Linked DNA regions of Homo sapiens: region 2 is linked to region 1. A link is an interaction called in ENCODE POLR2A ChIA-PET data of the cell type or tissue named here. Cell type or tissue: Panc1. All regions are shown on one strand.

Region 1 (5,000 bases):
CCATATCTACAAAATAGTTTGTTGGGATTTTGATTGGAATTGGATTGAATCTACAGATCAAACTGGAAAGAATTGACATCTTAACACTATAGTCTTGTAATTCATGGACAAGGACTATGTCTTCATTTATTTAGACTGTTTTCGATAACGTTCATTAGAGTTTTGTAGTTTTCTATAACCTTTAGCTATCACCCCACTGTCGTCTGTGGTCCTCAGCACCAAGCAACCATTAATCTATTCTCTATCTCCATAGATTTTCCGATTCTGGACCTTTTATTTTAGTGGAATCATATTTATGTGGTCTTTTGTGACTGCTTTCTTGCACTTGACTAAATGTTTTCAATGTTCAGCCATGTTGTGTGTAGCATGTATCAGTACTGCATTCCTTTTTGTGGTGGAATAATATTCTATTGTTTATCCATCTGCCACTTTTGGAGCATTTTGATTGTTGCCACCTTTTTTGGCTAGTATGAATAATTCTGCTATAAACATCTGTGGACGTGTTTTTTTTTGTTTGTTGTTGTTACACTATTTTATTGTTGTGGGAACATCACAGAGTGTACTTACACAAACCTAGATGGTCTATCCTCCTCCACACCCAGGCTAGATGGTGTAGCCCGTTGCTCCTAGGCTACAAACCTGTACAGCATGTGACTGTCCTGAATACTGTAGGCAGTTATAACACAGTGCTAAGTATTTGTGTATCTAAACATAGAAAAGGTACAGCAAAAATACAGTATTATAATCTTATGGGACCACGTTTGTGTATGTGGTCCACCATTACTGAAACGTTATTCAGCATATGACTGCATATAAAAATGCAGTTGGGCCAGGTGCGGTGCTCACGCCTGTAATTCCAGCACTTTGGGAGGCCGAGGTGGGCAGATCACGAGGTCAAGAGATCAGGACCATCCCACCAGCAATGCATTAGGGTTCCAATTTTTCCACATCCTTGTCAATACTTTTTATTATCTGGCTTTTTGCTTATGGTTATTCTAGTGAGTAGGAAGTGTCTGATTGTGGTTTTAATTTGCATTTGCCTCATGATTAATGACGTTGAGCATCTTTTCATATGTTCATTTGCTATTTATATATTTTCCTTGGAGACATATTTATTCAAATTCTTGGCACATTTTTAAGTTGCGTTGCCTTATTATTGAGTTGTAAGAATTCGTTATATAGTTTAGGTAGAGGTCACTTACCAAATGTATGATTTGCAAATATTTTCTCCCCTCTCCCATTCTGTAGTTGTTGAGACAAGGTTTTGCTCTCTTGCCCAGGATGGAGTGCAGTGGTGCGATCATGGCTCACTGCAGCCTTGACCTCCTGGGTTCAAGCGATTTTCCCACCTCAGCCTCCCAAGTAGCTGGGACAGCAGGCTCAAAAACAAGCCTGGCTAGTTTTTGTATTTTTTGTAGAGATGGGATTTTACCTTGTTGCCCACGCTGGCCTCAAACTCCTGGGCGCAAGCGATCTGCCTGCCTTGACCTCCCAAAGTGCTGGGATTACAGGAGTGAGCCATTGAACCCAGCCTAATAGTAGATATTTTCAGTTTCCCGTCTAATAGTTCCATCTGTGCCACAGCTGAGTTTGATTCTGTTGCTTGCTTTGTTTCTTCATACTGTTTTTTTCTTGCCTTTTGGCATGCCTTGCAATTTTTGGTTGAAAGCCAGACACCATATATCAGGTGATAGGAACTGAAGTGGGGTATTGGGTTATCTGAGTAGAAACTGGATTGCTTTTAATGTTCGCTGTAGTTGTAGGTACCAGAGGCTTTAAATTCTTCAGACATCAGTGTTTGTCTCTAAGAGATTTTCCTTAGTATCTACTTAGATACTAAGTATCTAAGATTTTCCTTAGATACTACTTAAGGTAGGCGCCCCCACCCCACACCCAACTCCCACCCTGTGCCCCTCAGTTCACTGTTGATGTACTGGAGGCCTGTTGGAGTGGTGGTAAAGTATGGGGAAGGGGATAGTGTTCTGTTAGGATTAAATCTTAGCCTTTTAGTGTGTGTGCGTCATGAGCTGTGAATTTTACAAGTGTCTCTTAGTTTACCCTTTCCCTTAGGCAAGACCAGGGATGTGGAGTCTGGGAAGTGCCCTTTCCTCAGGTCAGATAAGGCTCTGGTAAACCCTTTTAAGTCTTTGTAAGTCTAGGAAGTAAGTCTTTGTTATGATGAATGACTTGGGCTTATTTCATACTAGTTATTTTTTCCCTCCCCTTGTCAGAGCTATGGGAGTATCTTCTTGGCTCTTTACTGTAGGAAGCTGATGTTGTTTTTGGAAGTAAACCCCACAAAAGTATAAGGTCTTTCTTTCAAGACTGCCACTCCTAGAAGTTAGTCATTCTCATCCTAGTCCACACTTAGCCTCCAGCAGTTCATTGAAATGACCTTTAAATGTTCCTTCCAGTTTATAGCTCCAGGGTTTCTGTTCCAGGGAAATAGATCTGTGTGACTCTGAATTTGCCTTGCTCTCCAAATTTTGGGGTAGTGGTTTGACACGTGACTTTGGTTCTGTAATGGGTCCTAGAAATAAATTATTTTCAGTTTGTTCAGCTTTTATCTTGGTGTTAGGATGAGAATGATGACTTCCAAGCTTGTTACATGTCTGAGCTAAAATAGGAAGTTCTACAGTTGATTTTCATGTTCATCTTGTATCTTGCCACCTTGCCTAACTCACTCACTGATTTTATGAGATGTTTTTGTATGGTTTATTAAGAACCATATACTTTGCTGAAGCCCTTTTTTTCCCCCTCATAATCACATTGATGTTCGTTTAATATGTGTGTCTTATCAATCTTGAGTATCAAGTTTCCCAGGTCCCTATCATTAGAAAGTATGATCTGAAACTGGGGAGTAGAAATGATAGGACTTTTCTCTATGAGGCTGACACGATGCCAGAAGAAAAAGTGATAACTGACAACCTGACATTTAGGAAGAAGGCCAGAAATCTATAAAGCTTAGAATCATATTATTTTAAAAATGCAATAATGAGTTTTTATGATGATGACCATAAATCTAGAAATGTTTACATTTGTTACATACTAGCTTTTTTTTTTTTTTTCAAAGTAAAAAAAGTTTAATGATGTCCTGGATCACATCCATTATTTTATTTTATTTATATATATATTTTTATTATACTTTAAGTTCTTGGGTACATCTGCACAATGTGCAGGTTTGTTACATATGTATACATGGGCCATGTTGGTGTGCTGCACCCATTAACTCGTCATTTACGTTAGGTATATCTCCTAATGCTATCCCTCCCCGCTCCCCCCACCCCACAACAGGCCCCGGTGTGTGATGTTCCCCTTCCTGTGTCCAAGTGTTCTCATTGTTCATTTCCCACCTGTGAGTGAGAACATGCGGTGTTTGGTTTTTTGTGCTTGCGATAGTTTGCTGAGAATGATGGTTTCCAGCTTCATCCATGTCCCTACAAAGGACATGAACTCATCCTTTTTTATGGCTGCATAGTATTCCATGGTATATATGTGCCACATTTTCTTAATGCAGTCTATCATTGTTGGACATTTGGGTTGGTTCCAAGACTTTGCTATTGTGAATAATGCCGCAATAAACATACGTGTGCATGTGTCTTTATAGCAGCATGATTTATAATTCTTGGGGTATATACCCAGTAATGGGTTGGCTGGGTCAAATGGTATTTCTAGTTCTAGATCCTTGAGGAATCGCCACACTGCCTTCCACAATGGTTGAACTAGTTTACAGTCCCACCAATGTAAAAGTGTTCCTATTTCTCTACATCCTCTCCAGCACCTGTTGTTTCCTGACTTTTTAATGATCGCCATTCTAACTGGTGTGAGATGGTATCGCATTATGGTTTTGATTTGCATTTCTCTGATGGCCAGTGATGGTGAGCATTTTTTCATGTGTCTGTTGGCTGCATAAATGTCTTCTTTTGAGAAGTGTCTGTTTATATCCTTTGCCCACTTGTTGATGGGGTTTTTTCTTGTAAATTTGTTTAAGTTCTTTGTAGATTCTGGATATTAGCCGTTTGTCAGATAAGTAGATTGCACAAATTTTCTCCCATTCTGTAGGTTGCCTGTTCACTCTGATGGTAGTTTCTTTTGCTGTGCAGAAGCTCTTTAGTTTAATTCGATCCCATTTGTCAATTTTGGCTTCTGTTGCCATTGCTTTTGGTGTTTTAGACATGAAGTCCTTGCCCATGCCTATGTCCTGAATGGTATTGCCTAAGTTTTCTTCTAGGGTTTTTATGGTTTTAGGTCTAACATTTAAGTCTTTAATCCATCTTGAATTAATTTTTGTGTAAGGTATAAGGAAGGGATCCAGTTTCAGCTTTCTACATATGGCAAACCAGTTTTCCCAGCACCATTTATTAAATAGGGAATCCTTTCCCCTTTTCTTGTTTTTGTCAGGTTTGTCAAAGATTAGATAGTTGTAGATGTGTGGTATTATTTCTGAGGCCTCTGTTCTGTTCCATTGGTCTGTATCTCTGTTTTGGTACCAGTACCATGCTGTTTTGGTTACTGTAGCCTTGTAGTATAGTTTGAAGTCAGGTAGCGTGATGCCTCCAGCTTTGTACTTTTGGCTTAGGATTGACTTGGTGATGCGGGCTCTTTTTTGGTTCCATATGAACTTTAAAGTAGTTTTTTCCAATTCTGTGAAGAAAGTCACTGGTAGCTTGTTGGGGATGGCAATGAATCTATAATCTACCTTGGGCAGTATGGCCATTTTCACGATATTGATTCTTCCTATCCATGAGCATGGAATGTTCTTCCATTTGTTTGTATCCTCTTTTATTTCACTGAGCAGTGGTTTGTAGTTCTCCTTGAAGAGGTCCTTCACATCCCTTGTAAGTTGGATTCCTAGGTATTTTATTTTCTTTGAAGCAATTGTGAATGGGAGTTCACTCATGATTTGGCTCTCTGTTTGTCTGTTATTGGTGTATAAGAATGCTTGTGATTTTTGCACATTGATTTTGTATCCTGAGACTTTGCTGAAGTTGCTTATCAGC
Region 2 (5,000 bases), 62 kb after region 1:
TCTGAACTCTCAAGTCACTAATTGCATTGAATAAGTGCAAGTTATTATATGTACTTCTAGTCTCCCTACCAGGTTTTAAATTCCTAAAAGAAGTTTAAATAGAGGACAGATAGAGACTACATGCATCTACTTATCTTTTGCATTATTTGCACAGTACTGGGTACATAAACATTACATAACGATAAAAGTGAACATTATTTTGGTGGTTTTGGCAAGAATTGCCATACGAATCTAAGGCACTGTTACTACAGTACTCTTAATCTGTCCATCTAGAAAAGTAGGAAACCCTTTAAAACTATTTTAAATGTAGGTAATGCACAGTTCCCACAAAGATCTTTTATACATTATTTTCATTTTGTTAAAAGAGAATTCCTAAGTAATCCTAGAAGCAAAGTTTTTAAATGTTGCACATGCAGTTACAAGGACTGTTTTCAAATTATTTCACCACCCATTTATCCATTTTCTGAAGTTTGACAGCAGCTAGACCATGCCGGACTCACAGTACCCTCTGATGGCCATCACAGGGAACTGCCTCGCCAATGTTTCTTCTGTTTCAATCTTTTTTTACCTTTAGGTGAAAAAAACAAACCGCCATGTTAATTCTACCAGAGGTGGTTCTGTTTTTCCATCACCAGATGGCATTCCTTTTTTCCTGAATGCTCCATCCATGCTGTTGTGCCCTCCCATGGAGGTTTCTGCCCTCTGTGACATCTCTTCACTCCCTCTGCCCTCTGGTTCCTCCTCTGCGCTTGCATGGCTTCTGGTATTCTTGCGTCTCTTTCTCACTCGTACCCAGTTACTACAGGGAGATATTTCCCTCTTTCTTTGCGAGTTAAAATCTGATTGGTATAAAGGCTTAGTGATAAGAAAGAAGGAAGCTGCAAATTTAGAAGTGGAAATGATACCATCATCATTTTCAGTTCTTAATGTCACCTTAAAAATCCCTGCAGATTGCTCATCTATCTCCTTTAATCACACCAGATTTAAAATTTCGTCCCTTAATATAAATTTTAAACATGTTAACTTTTTCTTTTCTAATTTTTAAATGATTGTTACTTTTTGTAGTCCCTTTAAATCTGCTTGAAATAGGCAGTATATACATTTTTTAAAAGTCAATAATATATTTGTCTACAATTTGACTATAATATGGATTAAATAGGTTTTTGTGGGCTGATCTAAGAAGCTATTCATTATATGTCCCAATGTACCTATGAGAATATGCATTTTAAAATTCCCAATTACTGAATACTGAGTAAAGTTTTAGAATATGCATTTCAGAAACTTGAGCTTTGATATTGTATGTCCACTTATGGTATTAATATGCATTAATCAATTTAGAGAAAAAGACATTTTAAAATTTAATGATTTGAAGTATTAATGGACAAGTTGCTTATTTTTTTCATTGAATATTACTATTCTAAGGCCTTTTTAAAAAACATGAATGTTTAATTCTTTTTATATCCATTGACTCTTTAAAAATTTTATTTTTATTCAGATAAAACTTATGTAACATAAAATTAACCAGTAACCATTTTAAAGGGTACAGTTCAGTGGCATTTAATATATTTACAACGTGTGTGGCTATCACCTCTGTTATAGGACTTTTCGTCACCCCAAAATAAAACCCATACCCATTAAAAGTCACTCCCCATTTCACCCTCCCCAGTCCCCTGCCCTTGATAACCACTAGCCTGCATTCTGTTTCTATGTATGGATTTACCCATTCTGGATGTTTCATTACAGTGGTGTTTTTTCAATGCTATAGGTACAATTGTGCAAGTTTACTTATTCTATATTTTTAAAATCTTATTATTACACAATTAACTGAAGATAAGGATTTTGATCAGGTGTATTGATTTTGGTATATCACACTTGTTAGCCTAAATTGAGAAGTACCTACTTTACTAAAAGAATGCAACATCAATTAGAAATTGTGGAGCCTGCAAAGTAATTATGAACTTGTGAAATTTTCCCCAGATTACCTAGTAGAATTTGAAGTTTATTGTTTTCTTGCCTATTAGGATAGAATAATATTGTTACTCAATTTAACCATAATTTGCTAGTCCTTATTAAAGCATTCCTGCTTATTTTTAATATAAAGTTTCTTTTAGAGTATCAAATACTTAGACCAACAAATATTCATGTATAAGTTTGTATATATTTTATGGGACTTAAGATATTTTTTATGAAGCTTTCTTAGTAAGCAACACAAAAACATTGGTTGATTTTGACACATATTATGTAGAGAAAGTATACTAAATAGTATGAAATAAAAATCTGTTTAAATTTTTTTCTTTTTTTTTTTTTTTCTTTTGAGACGGAGTCTCGCTCTGTCGCCCAGGCTGGAGTGCAGTGGCGCGATCTCGGCTCACTGCAACCTCCGCCTCCCACATTCAAGCAATTCTGTGTCTCAGCCTCCCAAGTAGTTGGGATTACAGGCATCTGCCACCATGCCCAGCTGATTTTTTTATTTTTAGTAGAGATGGGGTTTTACCATCTTAGCCAGACTAGTCTTGAACTCCTGACCTCGTGATCCACCTGTGTTGGCCTCCCAAAGTGCTGAGATTACAGGCGTGAGCCACCGTGCCCTGCCTTAAATGTTTTTCCTAACTCTTACTTGTGTATCCAAACCTATATTACCCATCTGCCTATTTATTTTTATGTCAAATTCAAAAACTTAGATATTTAATAGTTAAAGCTTTATTTTCTCTGTTATTGACCCTCATATTTCTTTCTTGTTATAGTACTGTTAATTTATTGGTAAATTACTTCATCATATATGTATTGAATGCCAACTACATGCTTGATACAGTACTAGGCACTGGTTATTGATGAACATAACAGATGTGGTTCCAACTTACGGCCTAATGGAGTGGATAATGAAGTAATAAAAGTAATAAAAAATACACAATTGTACTTTGCATTAAGGGTGTCTTAGTCCATTGGGGCTGGTATAGCAAAAATATAAACTGAGTGGCTTATAAACAACAGAAATTTATTTCTCACAGTTCTGGTGGCTGAGGAGTCCAAGATCAAGGCATTGATAAATTCACTGTCTGGTGAGGGCACCTTCCTGGTTCATAGATGGTTCCTTTTTGCTGTGTCCTCACATGGCAGAAATAACAAGGGTTCCCTTTTATAAGGGCACTAATTAGATTCATGTGGGCTTCACCTTCATGACCTGATCATCTCCCAAAGGCCCCACCTCCAGGTATCATTACATTTGAGATTAGATTTCAACGTACAAATTTTGAGGGACACAAACATTTAGTCTGTAGTAAGTACAATAAGGCAAACAAACTGAGGCAGTCATAAATAGTGGGAAGTTTACTTAAAAGTGGTCAGGAAAAGCCCTAAAGTAACATTGAAGTGGAGATATTACCAGCTACCCAGTTGCTCAAGCTTGACAGTTTCCCCAAGATCTTTGCTCTCACCCTAGCAAAAGTCCCTGTCAATTTTGTCTTCTGAATCTGTCAAATTGGGCCCCTTTTCTCTGTCACTGCCACCACATTCAGGTCTTTATCATCTCTTATAGTAATGATTAAAATAGTATTCTAGTTGGTTCCTGGTCATGCTACCCTTTCTTAGTGCATTCTTTCTGCTACCTCATTTCTTGCCACTTCTCCACCTCACCCAATACTTGGGGGAATTTAAAATCCTTCAAATATGAAATGCTGTCTTTAGCCCCTGTGCCTTTCACTGTTGGTTGTTTTTATCTCCTGCTGTTTCAGTCTAGCTGACTCCTGTTCCTTAGTTCAAGTGTCAAGTTCCCCAGGAGGCTGTCTGATGTCTTTCTCTCCCAGGTTGAGTTAGGCATAGCTTTCTCATAGCATGTATCACATTGCATGGGAATTGTTCTTTGTATTTGTACGTTTTGGGTGTAGCAAATTTTGTTCTTTATGTTCAAGTTAGAGTGATTAATAGAGCATTAGTACTTGGGTCTTGATCCCTGTGACCATTTGGTGAAAGTTCTGGACCTTTTCTTTGAGTGATGCATATATACATGCTCAGTTATGTTCCAGTTTCAGTCTATCCGTTGATTTGGGTGAGAATCCCTGATCTAGACTCTCCCTCTCATCCTTAGGCTTAGGCTGTCTATCACTACTGCTATGCCATCCATTTTTCTTCCTGTTTTGATGCCTGTGTTTCCTTCCTGCCTCTGCTTTTTTTTTTTTTTAATACAAATTCAGCTGTGGCATTTTTAAAATGGGCTTAATTCCCACCTCTCTGCCTTTCCAATTGCTGAGTTCCCTAGCTTAAGTAATCAGTGCCCATCCACTCAGATTAATGTTGTTACTTAGTTCCCATATGATGGAAAGATTGTTTTCTCCCTGCTTTTGAGGGGTGCAGGCGGCAAATTAAAAATGTTCTTCTTTAACATCTTATGCAGCTGCCTTGCTGTGATCTGTTGAAAGTCAGCCCTCAACATGAAGGTTTATGAGAAAAAGAAAAAAAAAAAATCTCACACATACTTACAATTGTGTTATTAATGTTTTTGTTGAGGAGCAACATAGTTCTTACGAAAAATATCAAACTTGCGTATCTAAGGAGATTTAAGCTGTGCTTTATGAAAAAATTACAATAAAACTTCATATGGGCTATTTCCCAAGTCCCCAGTATACCAAAAATGTAAATTGACATAGCAGTTTGTCAGCTTTGTCTACAGATGTCAGTTTTTATCAGACCAGACGAAACTTTCAGACATTGGTAAAAAAAATGCTCAATATTATGTTTATCTCTCATGCAGAAAAATGTATATTTTCTGATTAAAGTACATTGAGAAAATATAGCAGAGTAATCAGTTAAATAGAATTGGGGATACTTCTTCCTTGTGAGAGAGAGAGAGAGAGTGCGTGTGTATGAGTGCTTTAGTTGAATTAAAATTGACTATTGTCTCATACAGATAATGCTTAGTAATGTTGAATGATTACTATGGACTCAGCTCATTTTAATTAAATTCATTTGCTTCTAGGAAACTAAAGCAGTGAGAAAGTGCTTCT

The links. ChIA-PET counts read pairs that join two places held together with the same protein. Peaks named below come from ENCODE experiments on the same cell type or tissue, not always from the same donor. Only the 100,000 strongest peaks of a DNase experiment are listed, where the experiment ranks them.
Region 2: POLR2A ChIA-PET joins it to region 1 with 13 read pairs; 3 of 35 experiments call an interaction of 5 or more read pairs at or near these places.

The regions. Positions count from the first base shown.
Region 1 is chr10:31,894,377-31,899,376 of GRCh38, reverse strand. All of the region lies in intron 3 of ARHGAP12 (Rho GTPase activating protein 12), which reads left to right. Among named protein-coding and RNA genes, the nearest start is that of ARHGAP12, 32 kb to the left of the region's middle. In Panc1, no CTCF peak of the experiment used is centred here; a DNase peak (open chromatin) is centred at 2,617; H3K27ac peaks cover 346 bases.
Region 2 is chr10:31,832,512-31,837,511 of GRCh38, reverse strand. The region is part of intron 9 of ARHGAP12 (Rho GTPase activating protein 12); the gene reads left to right. Among named protein-coding and RNA genes, the nearest start is that of ARHGAP12, 94 kb to the left of the region's middle. In Panc1, CTCF peaks have their summits at 333 and 533 (motif pointing left); a DNase peak (open chromatin) is centred at 451; H3K27ac peaks cover 640 bases.